Regions from separate parts of the Homo sapiens genome. Here region 2 is linked to region 1. The links are chromatin loops, found by intact Hi-C in ENCODE. Cell type or tissue: PC-3. All regions are shown on one strand. Each heading gives the region's core, and the rest is flanking DNA. Links, peaks and the distances in the headings are about the cores only.

Evidence for each region. Hi-C counts contacts between places; a loop is a spot of excess contacts. Peaks named below come from ENCODE experiments on the same cell type or tissue, not always from the same donor. Only the 100,000 strongest peaks of a DNase experiment are listed, where the experiment ranks them.
Region 2: a loop joins it to region 1, with 2.6 times the contacts of the local background. A loop is called at or near these places in 3 of 110 quality-filtered maps.

Annotation. Positions count from the first base shown.
Region 1 is chr12:50,177,416-50,185,747 of GRCh38, reverse strand. It overlaps LIMA1 (LIM domain and actin binding 1), which reads left to right. Exons shown (of 11, transcript NM_016357.5): 10 at 3,711-3,844; 11 at 7,679-8,332. Among named protein-coding and RNA genes, the nearest start is that of CERS5, 14 kb to the right of the region's middle. In PC-3, for the core only: a CTCF peak has its summit at 3,082 (motif pointing left); no DNase peak of the experiment used is centred there; H3K27ac peaks cover 395 bases.
Region 2 is chr12:50,239,602-50,247,933 of GRCh38, reverse strand. The region is part of intron 2 of LIMA1 (LIM domain and actin binding 1); the gene reads left to right. Among named protein-coding and RNA genes, the nearest start is that of MIR1293, 9.6 kb to the right of the region's middle. RefSeq lists a silencer at 915-964. In PC-3, for the core only: no CTCF peak of the experiment used is centred there; DNase peaks (open chromatin) are centred at 563, 4,903 and 6,533; H3K4me3 peaks cover 1,461 bases; H3K27ac peaks cover 4,948 bases.

The DNA.
Region 1 (8,332 bases), core at 76-8,075:
CGATGTGGGTCAGGTGTGGGAGGTAGTAAGCCACTAAAGAATTGTTAATGAGACACTCCTTGTGTGGGTGAAGGCTCATAAAAGCTCGCTCTCCTGAGCTGGGATATGTTCCAGCCTCAGGTAGATACGAGTGAGGCTGATTTTGCCATGATTAGCAGAGTTACTTAAAAAGGAAAAAAAGAAAAATGTGGTCTTATTCTTGGATCTGAGTCTCTGAGTTTCAGCTCAGCTGCAGTAAAGCTCTCCAGGGCACGCCAAATGCTGTGTATTCATTGAAGGTTCCTGTTTGTCTCTTCCAGCTTCTGCCTCCTGCTCCTGGTACCTAATTTCTGCTCCTGCCTTCCACTTTCCTCCTAATGTGAGCTCAACTTTCAGCTTTCTCACAGGTTCTCCTTTCCTTCTGTTCCCTGGGCTGCTTCCCCCTCCCACAGTGTGTGCCTCCCCTCCGTGTGTTTGTGATGGAGGAGTGCTCTGCGTCCTTCAGTTCCCCTTTAGCAGAACAGTATCCATCTCCTCTTATCCCATGTGAAGTTTCTGTCTCCTGCTGTGTCTTTACTGACCAGAATGAGCACTTACTCTCCTACATCTATTTCAAGTGTTAAAAAATACAGAATTCCGGGCCAGGCGCAGTGGCTCACACCTGTAATCCCAGCACTTTGGGAGGCCAAGGTGGGCAGATCACAAGGTTAGGAGTTAGAAACCAGCCTGACCAACATGGTGAAACCCCATCTCTACTAAAAATACAAAAATTAGCCGAGTGTGGTGGTGCACGCCTGTAATCCCAGCTACTCAGGAGGCTGAGGCAGGAGAATCGCTTGAACCCGGAAGGTGGAGCTTGCAGTGAGCTGAGATCGCGCCACTGTACTCCAGTCTGGGTGACAGAGTGAGACTCTGTCTCAAAAAACAAAACAAAACAAAAAAAACAAAAAACGCAGAATTCCCTTTCTGCAACTGAAAATGATTTTTAATCTGATAAATACATTTGTCCTACTTTTACATTATGTGAATTGTGATTTGTACAGGCTCTCTCCAGTAGCATCCATTATACTATTACACCAAAAATTTATTCTGCTTTTTAATATCTCTCCTTTTGTTGTTGTTGTTTTGAGACAGAGTCTTGCCCTGTCTCCAAGGCTGGAGGGCAGTGATGAGATCTCAGCTCACAGCAACTTCTGCTTCCTGGGTTCAAGTGATTCTTGTGCCTCAGCCTCTCTGGTAGCTGGAATTACAGGCGCCCGCCACCACGCCCAGCTAATGTTTGCATTTTCTGTAGAGACAGGGTTTCACCATGTTGGCCAGGCTGCTCTGGAACTTCGACCTCAAGTGATCCACCTGCCTTGGCCTCCCAAAGTGCTGGGATTACAGGCCTGGGCCATCGCACCTGGCCAGTGTATCTCCTACCTAGACAAAGACCTAGTCCTTTTAGAGAAAACTTAATTAAAACTCTGCAAAGATATCTCCATTTAGCAGTGTCCATATAAGAAAAAAAGAATTCTGAACTCCAAATACGATAATGTGTTAATTACTTGCAACAACATTCATTACAATAACATTTGGTTATATTTAAATACCTCCCTTATGCTAAACTAGGTTGTAACCTGTGGTCTTTTGATTCTTTAGATGTTTCTTTTTAGGACATTGCCCCTAGAATAAAGCAGAGTCCTGGTAACTAGCCATTTCCACTCAGCTTTGTTCCTTCCTTCTTAAATCCCTTGGGCACTACTTGGGAGTTTACCACTAATTTTATTAAACTTCCTTTTATAGATTTCTTTATTTTCATTTTATGCACATTTTCTGCTCTCACTTCCTGCCCAAATCTACTTGGAAAACCATTTTTATTTTTTGCTTTACCTCCTAGTGAATCATGTGGCAAGTGAACCAACAGTCTGAATTTTTTATGGGCCTGTTTTGGGTTTTTTTTTTTTTTTTTTTTTTTTGAGACCAAGTCTCACTCTGTTGCCCAAGCTGGAGTGCAGTGGCTCAATCTCGGCTCACTGCAACCTCTGCCTCCCAGGTTCAAGCGATTCTCCTGCCTCAGCCTCCCGAGTAGCTGGGACTATAGGCACACGCCACCATGCCCGGCTAATTTTTGTATTTTTAGTAGAGATGGGGTTTCACTATGTTGGCCAGGCTGGTCTTGAACTCCTGACCTCGTGATCTGCCTACCTCAACCTCCCAAAGTGTGGGATTATGGGCGTGAGACACTACACCCAGCCTATTTTGGATTTTTTTTACTCAAAATTCTATCTTGCCCATAACCTGGTTCATTTCAGGCTTAACTATCCAGGTCCTGGGCCTTGGGATTAATTTGCATTACTTACCATCATGTGTTTTCTGGTGAGAGCCCAGGCTGATCATGGCAGCAAAAGCACCTCCTAATTGCTGATGAGAGCTTCCTGGCCACCTAAGCTGTCTCCCGCATCTACTGGTTGAGGTGTTTGTGTTGGGCAAGTCAAGGGTTAACTCCCATACACCTAGGGACTTTGCATTCCCATCTACTCCCCACCCCTTAGTAGCCATGTAACTATTTCTTTTCTTTATTTTTTGAGATGGAGTCTCACTCTGTCGCCCAGGCTGGAGTGCAGTGGCGCCATCTCGGCTCACTACAAGCTCTGCCTCCCGGGTTCACGCCATTCTCCTGCCTCAGCCTCCCGAGTAACTGGGATTACACGAGTGTACCACTACGCCTGCCTAATTTTTGTATTTTTACTGGAGACGGGGTTTCACCATGTTGGCCAGGCTGGTCTCGAACTCCTGACCTCATGATCCGCCCACCTCGGCCTCCTAAAGTGCTGGGATTACAAGCATGAGCCACCGCACCTGGCCCATGTAACTATTTCTTATCATGTGAAAGCTTATAATATTTTTGGAGTTCTGGCTTTTATCAGTGCTAGAATACCAACTGTTTTATATTCTTTAGGATTGAGTTTATCAGGTAGAACCACTGTGCCCATGTTTGTTCCAACTTTACAAACAGTTCATGAATTCCCAGTCATTAATACATTAACCAGTGTGTTTCCCATTGCATTAGTTTTTCTCTCCATTGGTTTTTAGAAATATTATAGAACCTATAGCTTTAATGGGCTATGCTTCCCTCTGGTGTCCTAATAAAATACTTTGTGTCTCTTATAAATTGTTCCACTTGTGTGTCAGTTTTGACTTGTTTAAAAATAGTATGTCTAGTTGATTGAACAAATCAAGATTATAAGCAGAGCAGAATAAAAGGGGCTTTACTGAAATGTCTTTCCTAATTCCCAAAGCCAAATGCTCTTCCTCTCCTTGAAATTTATCCCCTTTAGAATCTGTCTTGTGTTTACTTGGCACTTGAATCAAACTTCTTTCTTCTGTGTGTGATAACATTTTCTCCTAATCCCTGCACTCCCCCCCCCGACCCCTTCCCCCATCCCCTGCTCCTAACATTTTTTATGTGGGTCGTGACTTGTCTAAGCCATTCTTTGTAATCCAGACGTAGCTCCACCTATCCTTGGTGGCTGCTACATTTAGAGCAGCCACACAGTTTGGGAAGGGAATATCAAGAGAGCCTCTTGGCTTTAAAGAGTCAGCTGATAGAATTGTAGCAGGTTTAGTGCTCCATGAGAATTGACTGACCAGCTAAGGGAGCCCTTAGACAAAGTAAATTCTAGGGTCCATCTCAAGACAGTGCTAACTCATCGCTGCCCATGCTAAAGTTGTCTTTTTGTTTTTCCTAGAAGTTTCAGGCACCTGCAAGAGAGACCTGCGTGGAATGTCAGAAGACAGTCTATCCAATGGAGCGTCTCTTGGCCAACCAGCAGGTGTTTCACATCAGCTGCTTCCGTTGCTCCTATTGCAACAACAAACTCAGGTAAGTCAGCCCAAAACAAGCCATCTGTCTATAACTGGAACTCTAGAGGGAGTCTTTGGCTTTTAGAGCACTGGTGCTAAAAGCTACTGTGCTAATGATATTCTGTTGAAGGCTCTTGAATAAAGTAAAAAGCATCATTTAGTGACAAGTCTTTCATACCAAATAATGATGGTGTTTGGAACTTCTTGGTGTATTGATATGTTAATTTACATGTTAGGACCGAAGCTTAAATAATATGAGTTGCAGGTAAACCCCCCTGTGACCTAATTTAATAGAATGTTTTCCCTTGGTATCACAGAATCACAAAGTTAAGAAATCTCAAGAGGTTACTTGTTTAAGCCCTTACTTGTCTTAACCACTGTATAAATGATAATAATGGCAATAATAATAGCCCCTGGAGAGCATGTCTTTTTCTCTATGTTGCCTCACTTTATTTCTGAGAAAATAGTTGTTACATATCATTTCTTCCAAGTAACTCAAAGTGCAAATATAAATGTGACAAATCGGGGAAACATTCCAAATTAACTCATTTTAATCATAGAGTCTTACAGAAGGAAGTAACCAAGATGTCACTTTCTCCAGCTTTCCTTTCTGAGCAATCCTTCCTAAAATACTCTTGAAAGATGTTTTGGCATCTGTGTGACATTTCTAGCTATTAGATAGCTCTAGCTAGACAGCTTCTCCAAACATGCAGCCAAAGTGTACCTCAGTCACTTCCACTCATTAGTTCTTCTGCTGCCCACTGTGTTAATTTTTTTCTCCAAAGCACCTTTTTTTTTTTTTTTTTTTTTGGATACAGAGTCTCACTCTGTTGCCCAGGGTGGAGTGCAGTGGCGTGATCTCAGCTCACTGCAACCTCTACCTCCTGAGTTCAAGCGATTCTCCTGCCTCAGCCTCCCAAGTAGCTGGGACTACAGGCGCCCGCCACCACACCCAGCTAATTTTTTGTATTTTTAGTAGAGAAGGGGTTTCACCATGTTAGCCAGGATGGTCTTGATCTCCTGACCTCGTGATCCACCCGCCTCGGCCTCCCAAAGTGCTGAGATTATAGGTGTGAGCCACTGTGCCTGGCTTAAAGCACCTTATTTCTTTTGTGGAAGTGCTGCCGTTTTATACCCCCTTTAACATTTGTCACTCTTCAGAATGGTTCGTAACTTAAGGGAAAAAACTTTAAAAAGATAAAACTTATCATCCTGCAAGAGACACCAAATCTCCTAAAGGCTTGTCTAGGACTGACATTAGGGAAAAACTACCTCCTGTCAACTCCTCACCATTCTTCTATTAATCAAGCTTATATCTAGGTGTGGATATAAGGATCACACCTGTAATCCTAGCATTTTGGGAGTGCCCAGGTAGGAGGATCACTTGATGCCAGAAGTTCAAGACTAGCCTGGGTAACATAGAGAGACCCCATCTGGTTTTTCTTTTTGAGATGGAGTCTCACTCTGTTGCCCAGGCTGGAGTGCAGTGGTGTGATCCTGGCTCACTGCAACCTTTGTCTCCCAGGTTCAAGCGATTCTCATGCCTCAGTCTCCTGAGTAGCTGGGATTACAGGCGGGCACCACCACGCCCAGCTAATTTCTTTCTTTTTTTTTTTTTTTCCGGAGATGGAGTCTTGCTCTGTCGCCCAGGCTGGAGTGCAGTGGGATGATGTCAGCTCACTGCAACCTCCACCTCCCAGGTTCAAGCAATTCTCCTGCCTCAGCCTCCCGAGTGGTTGGGACTACAGGCGTGTGCAACATGCCTGGCTAATTTTTGTATTTTTCATAGAGATGAGGTTTCACCATGTTAGCCACGCTGGTCTTGAACTCCTGACCTCAGTCAGTCTGCCCTCCTCGGCCTCCCAAAGTGCTGGGATTACAGGTGTGAGCAACCACGCCTGGCCAATTTTTGTATTTCTTAGTAGAGATGGGGTTTCACCATGTTGGTCAGGCTGGTCTCAAACTTCTGACCTCAAGTGATCTGCCCACCTCGGCCTCCCAAAGTGCTGGGACTGCACCTGGCCGGAGATCCCATCTCTATGAAAAATTTGGGGAGGCTGAGACTGAGGCTGGAGGATCACTTGAGCCCTGGAGGTCAAGGCTGCAGTGAGCTATGATCATACCATTGCACTCCAGCCTGGGTGACAGAGCAAGACCTCCACTCAAAAAAAAAAACAACAAAAAATGGCTGGGTGCAGTTGCTCATGCCTGTAATCCCAGCACTTTGGGAGGCCGAGGTGGGCAGATCACGAGGTCAGGAGATTGAGACCATCCTGGCTAACAAGGTGAAACCCCGTCTCTACTAAAAATACAAAATATTAGTCAGGTGTGGTGGCGAGTGCCTGTAGTCCCAGCTACTCGGGAGGCTGAGGCAGGAGAATGGCGTGAACCTGGGAGGCGGAGCTTGCAGTGAGCTGAGATCGTGTCACTGCACTCCAGCCTGGGTGACAGAGCGAGACTCTGTCTCAAAAAAAAACAAAAATGGCTGGGCGTGGTGGCTCACGCCTGTAATCCCAGCCCTTTGGGAGGCCGAGGCGGGCAGATCACGAGGTCAAGAGATCGAGACTATCCTGGCCAACATGGTGAAACCCCGTCTCTACTAAAAATACAAAAATTTGCCGTGCATGGTGGCACACACCTGTAGTCCCAACTACTCAGGAGGCTGAGGTAGGAGAATCGCTTGAACCCAGGAGGCAGAGGTTGCAGTGAGCTGAGATCATGCCACTGCACTCCAGCCTGGCGACAGAGCGAGACTCTAACAAAACAAAACAATACAAAAATTAGCCAGGCGTGGTGGCGCACTCCTGTAATCCCAGCTACTCAGGAGGCTGAGGCAGGAGAATTGCTTAAACTTGGGAGGCGGAGGTTGCAGTGAGCCAAGATTGTGCAACTGCACTCCAGCCTGGGCGACAGAGCGAGATTCTCTCAAAAAAAGAAAAGAAAAAGAAAAAAAAAATATATATATATATATGTATTTATATACCGTTAAGAATAGAGTTAATTCAAGCACAAAAGCTTGATGATGGCTACCCAGAAACACTGACTCCAAATGAATGGGGTCAGCATTCCAAAGTGGAGAAAGTTAGTTTCACTTACACAGAAATTTTAGCAAAGATTATGACATTTTTCATATAAGACCAGTGCATATACCACAGTGATTTGATTGGGTACAGATTGGTACATTCCAAGGAAGATTATCACTCGCAAAGAAGGGATAGTGATCTGAGGGGGTCTTATCTCTGGTGCCCTTTGGTCTTCATAATTTATAGTGAAAAGAAAGAGTTGCAGCTACATGCTGTGTGACCCAGGTTGCATAGCCACATTCCTCTCAAGGCTCAGAATGATTTAAAGTTTCTATTACTGTTGGTTTTTTTTTCTTTTTTTTTTTTTTTAAGACAGTCTCGCTCTATCACAGTGGCACAATCTCAGCTCACTGCAACCTCTGCCTCCCGGGTTCAAGTGATTCTCCCACTTCAGCTTCCCAAGTAGCTGAGACTACAGGCATGTGCCACCACACCCAGCTAATTTTTAAATTTTTTGTAGAGATGAATTCTCACTATGTTGGCCGGGCTGGTCTCAAACTCCTGGGCTCAAGCGATCCTCTCACCCTGGCCTCCCAAAGCGCTGGGATTACAGGCATGAGCCACTGCACCCAACCCGTGCTTTGTGTTATGATAAGAAAACAAATGTGCTAAAATGGGGGTAAGGAATTCCTGGTCACTGAAGGGCTTTTAAAGATCTTTTTCTTACTTGGCATCTTCTGAAAATACTGGAATTGCCAGATTTTAGCCTCCTGGTATAAGTGAGAATGTGAAGATTTGCTAAGTTTATGCTTTTTTTCTTTTAATGACAGTCTAGGAACATATGCATCTTTACATGGAAGAATCTATTGTAAGCCTCACTTCAATCAACTCTTTAAATCTAAGGGCAACTATGATGAAGGCTTTGGGCACAGACCACACAAGGATCTATGGGCAAGCAAAAATGAAAACGAAGAGATTTTGGAGAGACCAGCCCAGCTTGCAAATGCAAGGGAGACCCCTCACAGCCCAGGGGTAGAAGATGCCCCTATTGCTAAGGTGGGTGTCCTGGCTGCAAGTATGGAAGCCAAGGCCTCCTCTCAGCAGGAGAAGGAAGACAAGCCAGCTGAAACCAAGAAGCTGAGGATCGCCTGGCCACCCCCCACTGAACTTGGAAGTTCAGGAAGTGCCTTGGAGGAAGGGATCAAAATGTCAAAGCCCAAATGGCCTCCTGAAGACGAAATCAGCAAGCCCGAAGTTCCTGAGGATGTCGATCTAGATCTGAAGAAGCTAAGACGATCTTCTTCACTGAAGGAAAGAAGCCGCCCATTCACTGTAGCAGCTTCATTTCAAAGCACCTCTGTCAAGAGCCCAAAAACTGTGTCCCCACCTATCAGGAAAGGCTGGAGCATGTCAGAGCAGAGTGAAGAGTCTGTGGGTGGAAGAGTTGCAGAAAGGAAACAAGTGGAAAATGCCAAGGCTTCTAA
Region 2 (8,332 bases), core at 101-8,100, 62 kb before region 1:
CATCCGGTCAGGCGCGGTGGCTCATGCCTGTGATCCCAGCACTTTGGGAGGCCGAGGTGGGTGGATCACTTGAGGTCAGGAGTTCAAGATCAGCCTGGCCAACATGGTGAAACCCTGTCTCTACTAAAAATACAAATATTAGTCGAGCATGGTGGCACATGCCTGTACTGTAGTCCCAGCTGCTCAGGAGGCTGAGGCAGGAGAATTGCTTGAACCCAGGAGGCGGAGGTTGCAGTAAGCTGAAATCGTGCCACTGCACTACAGCCTGGGCAACAGAGCGAGACTCTGTCTTAAATAATAATAATAATAATAATAATAATAATAATAATTCCAGCATTTATTTTGCTTTTGAAGCTCCAGTTTGGGCAGGATCTCTGCTCTACTTAGCATCAGCCAGGGTGGCCCAAAGGCTGGGAGCTGTAATCATCAAAAGGCTGGCTCACTCACAAGTCAGGCGGTTGATGCTGTCATCTGGGATCTCAGCTGGGGCCATGGTAGGAACACCTACACATGGCCATTCCATGTGGCTGTTTGGCTTGGTGGCTCAGTTCCCAGGGCAATCATCCAGAGACAGAGGGAAGGAGGGAAGAAAAGGGGGAGTTCAAAGTTGTGTTGCCTTTTATGACCTAGCCTCGGAAGTCATACAGTATCACTTTTACCACATTCACTTCATTAGAAGTGAGTCACTAAAGCTGACTCATTTCGGGGAAGGGCAATTTGACTCCACCTTCTCTGATAGGAGGAATGTCAGAATTTTTTGGACATTTTAAATTTTTTTAATTAAAAAAAAAATGTTGAGACAGGGTTTCACTCTGTCACCCAGGCTGGAGTGCAGTGGTGTGACCACACAGCTCAGTGCAGCCTCAAACTCCTGGGCTCAAGCAATCCTCCCACCTCAGCCTTCTGAGTAGCTGGGACTATAGGCACACACCACTGTGCCTGGCCTGGACATGTTTTAAAATCATCCTATATTCTGATTCAGTATGTGTGGATAGAGTCCAGGAAATTATGTTTTTAACAAGTATCCCAGGTAATTTTTACCTTCAGGGAAGTTTAAGAAGCACTGGTAGTGGAAGGGATGGACTTGTGGAGTCAAAGCAGTGAGCTTGAAGTGGAATGAGTCGAGTCTAAGATAGGAGATTGAAGCAAAGGATTATGGAAGCTGAACACGAATAAAGGGAATAGGAAAGCAAGCAGTCTGCCATGGAAAAATACAGAAGGGAGAAGGAACTGGTGTAATTCATTTAGGGCCAGATGGAAGACCTCGGATGCTCTGCTAAGGTTAGGATTTAGTAAGAAAACCAGGGAACGCAATTGGTTTTCATGTGGGGAGAGTGACATGATCAGACCGGTATTTTAGAAAAAGCCTTCTGGCAACAGTGTAAAGCTATATTAGAAAGGTGAGAGATTGGTAACATGGAGACAATTTATGAGGCTCTCTTGGGAACCCAAGTGAAAGCTGTTGGGGGTCAAGGGGGAACAGGAATAGAGAGAAAGGGAAGGATATCAGACGGTGTTGAGATGTGATTATGGGACTTGGAAACTCCCTGTCCTGCACAGAAACTTCTCCACGTTCTTACCCTTTTCACCCTCCTTAGCCCCACCTGTCTTTAACTAAACTTGGCTTTCCCTTGACATGCATGACATGCATTCTGTGTTTGAGCAGTGGCTGCCTGCTCTTTCTTTTTTTTTTTTTTTTTTTGAGATGGAGTCTCACTCTGTCACCCAGACTGGAGTGCAATAGTGCAATCTCAGCTCACTGCAACCTCCGCCTCCTGGGTTCAAGCGATTCTCCTGCCTCAGCCTCCCGAGTAGCTGGGATTACAGGCACATGTCACCATGCCCGGCTAATTTTTGTATTTTTAGTAGAGATGGGATTTCATCATATTGGTCAGGCTGGTCTTGAACTCCTGACCTCATGATCTGCCCACCTCGACCTCCCAAAGTGCTGGGATTACAGGCGTGAGCCACCACGCCCGGCCTGGCTGCCTGCTCCTTCTGCACATGCTTCCCTGAAATATTTTGGGGGCCAGGGTTGCTACTCTTCTATATCTCCAATAATGTTTCCCATTCATTGTTTCTCATGCCTGCTTCTGAAGTTCTAGACATGTGCTTTCAGGCTCACATCTAACTATAATGCACTGTTATCCTCCCCTTCATTGCAGTGGCGTGCCAGCCTCCAGGGGACGCTGGCTTCTAGCATCATTTTTTTTTTTTAGTGTTTCTCACTGGGGGTGCTGTAGCATTTGGGGTAAGGCAGATCTTCCCCATGCAGGGTATTCATCATCATGCCCTCCTCTAAATGAACCCATGACATTGTGACAACCAAAAAAGAAAAAAAAAAGTGATAGGGGAGAAAACCCAACAAGATTCTAACACATGTGTCTAAATGTCCCCCAGGGCCATTGGCACCAATGGTGTCCTCATTAAAGGATCACTGGGTCCACATCAGTGACCTGTCTGATACTTTGGGCTCATAATTTCTTTTCTTTTTCTCTCTCTCTCTTTTTTTTTTTTTTTTGAGACAGGGTCATACTCTGTCGCCCAGGCTAGAGTGCAGTGGTGCAATTATGGTTCACTGCAGACTCGACCTCCCAGGCTCAAGCAGTCCTCCTGCCTCAGCCTCCCAAGTAGCTGGGACCACAGGCATGCACCACCATGCCCGTCTAATTTTTTATTTTTGTAAAGACAGCGTCTCACTATGTTGCCCAGGCTGGTCTTGAACTCCTGGATTCAAGCGATCCTCCTGCCTCAGCCTCCCAAAGTGCTGGGATTACAGGTGTGAACCACTGTGCCCAACCTGGACTCATAATTTCTTGATCTTCCCTGTTTCTGCAACCTGCATGTTGTCTCCCATGCCTCTGCCTCCCGTCTCAACCTATCACTCAGAATCCTTCTCTGAAATGATGCATTTGGAGAACCTACTGTTTGATTGGAGCCTTCTGTTTTTCCACTTGTTTAACTCTTATTCCCAGTGACCCTGTGTTTTGACCTCACCAGGACACCCAGCCCTGGATGTCAGTCCCCTTCCTGGCCTCACTTTCTTCCTTGCCCAGCTCAGTCACTTCAGTGAGGCTCTCACCTCTTCCCCAGTGCCTTTCTCACCACTCTATTCTGTCATTGTCCAGCCCAGCCAGTTCTCATTAGGATTTGGGTCCTATAGTAGCACTAAGGAGAGTTAAGAGGTTGGAAAAGGCTTCATCTTTAGGGCCTTCTTAATCTTGCAGAGAGAAAGTGCAGAGGGATCTCACAGGTCCTTCTCATGGTATACTGGGTTCACTGTCTTTTCTCCATGAAGGCTGAAAGGATTGCAAAACTGTCAATCCTGAACCCATTAATTACAATCAGTGTGCCAGGCACCATGCTAGACCCTTGATAGAAACACATACTATTTTGGCTGGGCACGCTGGCTCATGCCTGTAATCTCAGCACTTTGGGAGGCCATGGCAGGTGGATCATTTGAGGTCAGGAGTTCAAGACAAGCCTGCCCAACATGGTGAAACCCCATCTCTACTAAAAATACAAAAAAATGGCTGGGCGCAATGGCTCACACCTGTAATCCCAGTACTTTGGGAGGCTGAGGCGGGCAGATCACGAGGTCAGGAGTTCAAGACCAGCCTGGCCAACGTGGTGAAACCCTATCTCTACTAAAAAATACAAAAATTAGCTGGGCATCGTGGCCCATGCCTGTAATCCCAGCTACTCGGGAGGCTGAGGCAGGAGAATTGCTTAACTGGGACCTGGGGGGCGGAGGTTGCAGTGAGCCGAGATCACGCCACTGCACTCCAGCCTGGGCTACAGAGCGAGACTCTGTCTCAAAAAATAATAATAATACAAAAAAATACAAAAATTTAGCTGGGCGGTGGTGGTGCGTGCCTGTAATCCCAGCTACTTGGGAGGCTGAGGTGGAAGAATCACTGGAGCCTGGGAGGCGGAGGTTGTGGTGAGCCAAGATCATGCCACTGCACTCCAGCCTGGGCAACAGAGTGAGACTCCGTCTCAGAAAAAAAAAAAGAAATATATAAAATATATACTATTTTGAATCCTAACAAAAACTATATGAGGAAGGGGCTTTACCCCTCTTTTATAGTTGAGAAAACTGAGGTAAAGGAAGTAACCTGCTGAAGTTAATATTTGAGTTTGTTCCTGTCACATATTTTTCTTCTGATGTGCTTAACACATGGAACTGGTTTGGAAAGATGAATAGAGTTATTTGGTAGGCTTGGAGAATGCTGAAGACATTCCAGAGGAAGGGGAGCAACAGGAGGTAAAGGCATAGAAGTAGGACAGGTGGTGGTATATACTGAAAGGAGTGAAAACCAGGGAATCAGCCTGGATTTCTGTTCTAGGTTTTATACTCAGTGGAAACACGTTGCTAATATTACTTAAGGTTTGTAAGGTTCACTCACTGCAGCTTCCCAAAGAAGACTGCAGGACTATTTTCCGAGATCAGTTGAGATCAGGCGCGTTGAGGGTGGTATGGCTGTAGACTACAGGACTATTTTCCACAAAGCATATACTAATGTCTGTTTCCAACACCTAGTGGCTTTATATTTATGGGGTTTGCAAATAGTGAGTCCTATACAAGCCTAGCTAAAAACAGTAGGAAAACTTAGGAGGTCTCTGATCAGAGATTAATATGAAATTGTTGTTTGGAGGAAGCTTAATCTAGCTGATGTTTGTAGATAAGTCAGCTTTACTTTCTAATTGTTAACAGTGCATTTTGTGTTTATATGTATAGAAGAGTACTTTTTCTAGCATCAGAGCTTGTGTCCCATGGTCCTTTATAGCTGCAGGCTTATTTCTCTGACTAAGCCTCTATAACAGTCGTTAAATTTGAGGTAAGAAGTTCCTATTGATACATCCATTTGAATAGCTAGCTTTGGTTTCACTCACCACTGACTTCAGCATAATATGATCCTTCATTTGATAACAGTTGACTCTTTGGGTGGAATTTGTTTGACTCATACATTTTTGGAATTAAAGAGAATCTAGCCTGGTAGTTTTTAAACTATCTTAATTGAAGTCTTCAGAGGAATCTCAGGGCCAGTTCTCCAACAACTGGAACACCCTAAGGGCTAAACCCAAGCCCAGATCCCAGGCCCAGATCCCAGTCCCAGATCCCAGGCCCAGCTCTTTAGATTTTCCATTCCAGCAATCCTGCTTTGATCCCTTGTAAAGGTTAGGTTCTGCGTAAGACAGCATTTGAAGAGAGGGTTCTGCAGCTAGCAGAGCTTGAAACCACTGGTCTGGCTAGCATTTGCCCTATTCCTTTGACAGATTAGGAGCTTGAGGATTAGCAATTATGACTGAAGGTCATACACCAAGATGGTAGAATTGATGATCACAGCATGAAGATCCCTAACCTAACCCCCTGCCAGCATGCCTCTACCTTATCACAGCTTCTCCTGTTTTTGTTATAACTTTACCCATTCCTAGTTCCAGGAAACAGGAGGAGGCCGGGTAGAGAGGATCACTTGAGTCCAGAAGCTCAAGGCTGCAGTGAACTATGATTGCACCACTGCCTTCCAGCCTGGGTGACAGAGTGAGAACCTATCTTAAAAAAAAAAAACAAAGAGCGTTCATATTTAGTTTTCTGTGACTATTCTTCCTTCAATAAGAAAAAAATTGACCTTCAAGTCAGCCTGGTTAACTTCCTCTTCTTTCGCTTCTCTGTAACATTTTAGTGGTGAAATTTTTCCAGAAGAAAATACATTGCTTAAACCTTGGGAGTTTCTGTTTTCCCTTTTTGGCTCAGCATTCCCTTTGCTCTATTTGAGGGCATACAAGCAAGAGTCATGGCTCAGGAACTCTGTTTTCTGGCCCTAGAAAAATTTGAGACACTGTTATTACTCCCCAGATAATTTTAGCGTCCTCCATCAGCTGCCTGCCCCACAGCTGAGCATTAGTGAGCTGTTGCAAGATTAAATTCCTTATGTAAAGAAAAGGAGGCTGGACCGCAAAAAAAAAAAAAAAAAAAAAAAAAAAAAAAAAAAAAAATCTGGGAAGGAAAGAGGAACAAAATTTTAATTACAGAAATTTTATTGTAAATGTTTTATTTTCTCAAATTTGGATCTTCAAAATGGTGCCCCCATTTTGTGTCCTTCACATTTTGTGTCAGAAGAATGCTAGTTGCTGTAAGGGCCTCTGAGAAAAGTCTGAGGCCTGAACACGGAATTCAGAAGTATTGAGCCTCAGTCTTGTGGCAATCTAAGAGTACAAAATATAAAAGTACCAGGGATCTAACTTGGAAGAAAGAGGTGGTGTAGAGCCTTTCTCCCTGTTATCTACTATTTAGCAGGAACTTCATTACAAATAAAAGGTGGAGATATTTGAGTAGGGGTTTGAGAACAGGATTAAAGACAGCCTTTGGTGTATACACCTGGTCTTACAGATGCCTCCATGCTAAAAGGACAAGGCTAAAGATGGGAACTATTTTGATTTTTTTTTAATCTATGTTTCTATTAGACACTAAAGGGAAGGGAACCTCTGAGCTTATTTACTCAACTAACCACAATGTAAATACCTTGCCTTGGAGAACAGTTGGCTAAATATAAACCTGTCTGCCAATTGGTTCTAGTTTTCATATATTGTATTATTGCTGTAATATACTGTAGATGATTATCCAAGGGGTGTGGAAACGCAAGTTCAAGGCCAGTTCTAAGTTCCTTTTTATAATAGCTACAATCCACTGTATCCCTGAATTCTCACTTTTAGGGAATCTCTTAGACAGATATATTAGTACAAGTGGGAAAAATATACGTAAAAGGACATTCCCCAAAGCGTTATTTGCAATGGTGAAAAACTGGAAACAATCCAAATGCCCATTAAAGGAATATGGGTGAATTAATTATAATGAGAGAGGATTGTCAAGATTACCAAACACTTCCATGTTGCTAAATCAAAGGGATGTTTCTTGGCCTTTATCTTACATGAACTCTCACCACTTTTTCCCTCCCACATTTTTGCTTCTCTTGGCTTCTCTGGCAGTCTCATCATTTTCTTCCTCCCTCTCTCTCTCTTCCTTGTCAGTCTCTCTTATCATTTGTTCTGACTGCTGAAATGTTCGAGTCTCCAGGACTGAGTTCCAGGCATCTTCTCACACTACACACTGCTTGCAGATGTCATCTACTCCTGTGGCTTTAATACCATCCATGGGCACGCAAGTTCTAAATGCATACAACTAGCTCAGAGCTTTCTTCTGAGCTCCGGACACATGCATCTCATCACTGCTACCACCAAATGGATGTTTTAGTTAACATGGCTAGCATTGAACTCTTGATCTTCCCCGTTTCCAAATTTGCTCTTCTTTCACAATTCCTCGTCCCAGGAAGCATTACTTCCATTGACTCAGCTGCCAGAAACCTAGGAATCATTCTCTCTTCCCCATCTGATTACTACCCTACTGATTCTTTCTCGAAATATATCTCAAATCTATTCACTTTTCTTTATCTCTAGTGCCATTATCTCTGCAGCCCAGCCAGCATTATCTCTCATTAATGCCACCTCCATTCTCAGCCCCTCCAGTCCATTCTCCACACTCCAGAGCACTCTTTAAAAACACGAATTGAATCAGTGACCATCCTACCATTAAATTCAAAGTCCTTAGCATTACCTGCATGGCCCATCCCTGCCTCCCGCCTCATTGCCTGCCCTTTCCCCTCTCAGTGAGCTTCTGCAACACTAGAGTTCTTTGTGCACCCTATATACATGAGACACTTTCTTGCCTTGAGGCCTTTATGCATGGTGTTTTTCTGTTCCTGGTATGCTTTCCTCCCTTCCTTTTGTCTGGCTAACTTCATCTGGTCAAACTTCACATCTCAGCCTACAGGTCATTTTCTCAGTGAGGCGCTCCTTTTAAAAATTTTTTATTTTATGTTATGTTATGTTATGTTATGTTATGTTATGTTATGTTATGTTATGTTATGTTATGTTATTTTGAGATAGAGTCTCACTCTGTTGCCCAGGCTGGAGTGCAGTGGCGCCATCACGGCACACTGCATCCTCAAATTCCTGGGCTCAGGTGATCCTCCCACCTCAGCTTCCTGAGTAACTGGGACTACAGGCGCATGCCACCAAGCCCTGCTAGTTATTTTTTTTTTAAGAGATGGGGTCTCGCCATGTTGCCTAGGCTTTTCTCAAACTCCCGGGCTCAAGTGATTGGCCTGCCTTGGCCTCCCAAAGTGCTGGGATCACAGGCTTGAGCCATCGTACTCATCCATTTGTTTTTAGCTGACAAAGAATAATTTTACATATGTATGGGGTCCAATGTGATGGTTTTTTGTTTGTTTTTTGAGACAGAGTCTCGCTTTATCACCCAGGCTGGAGTGTG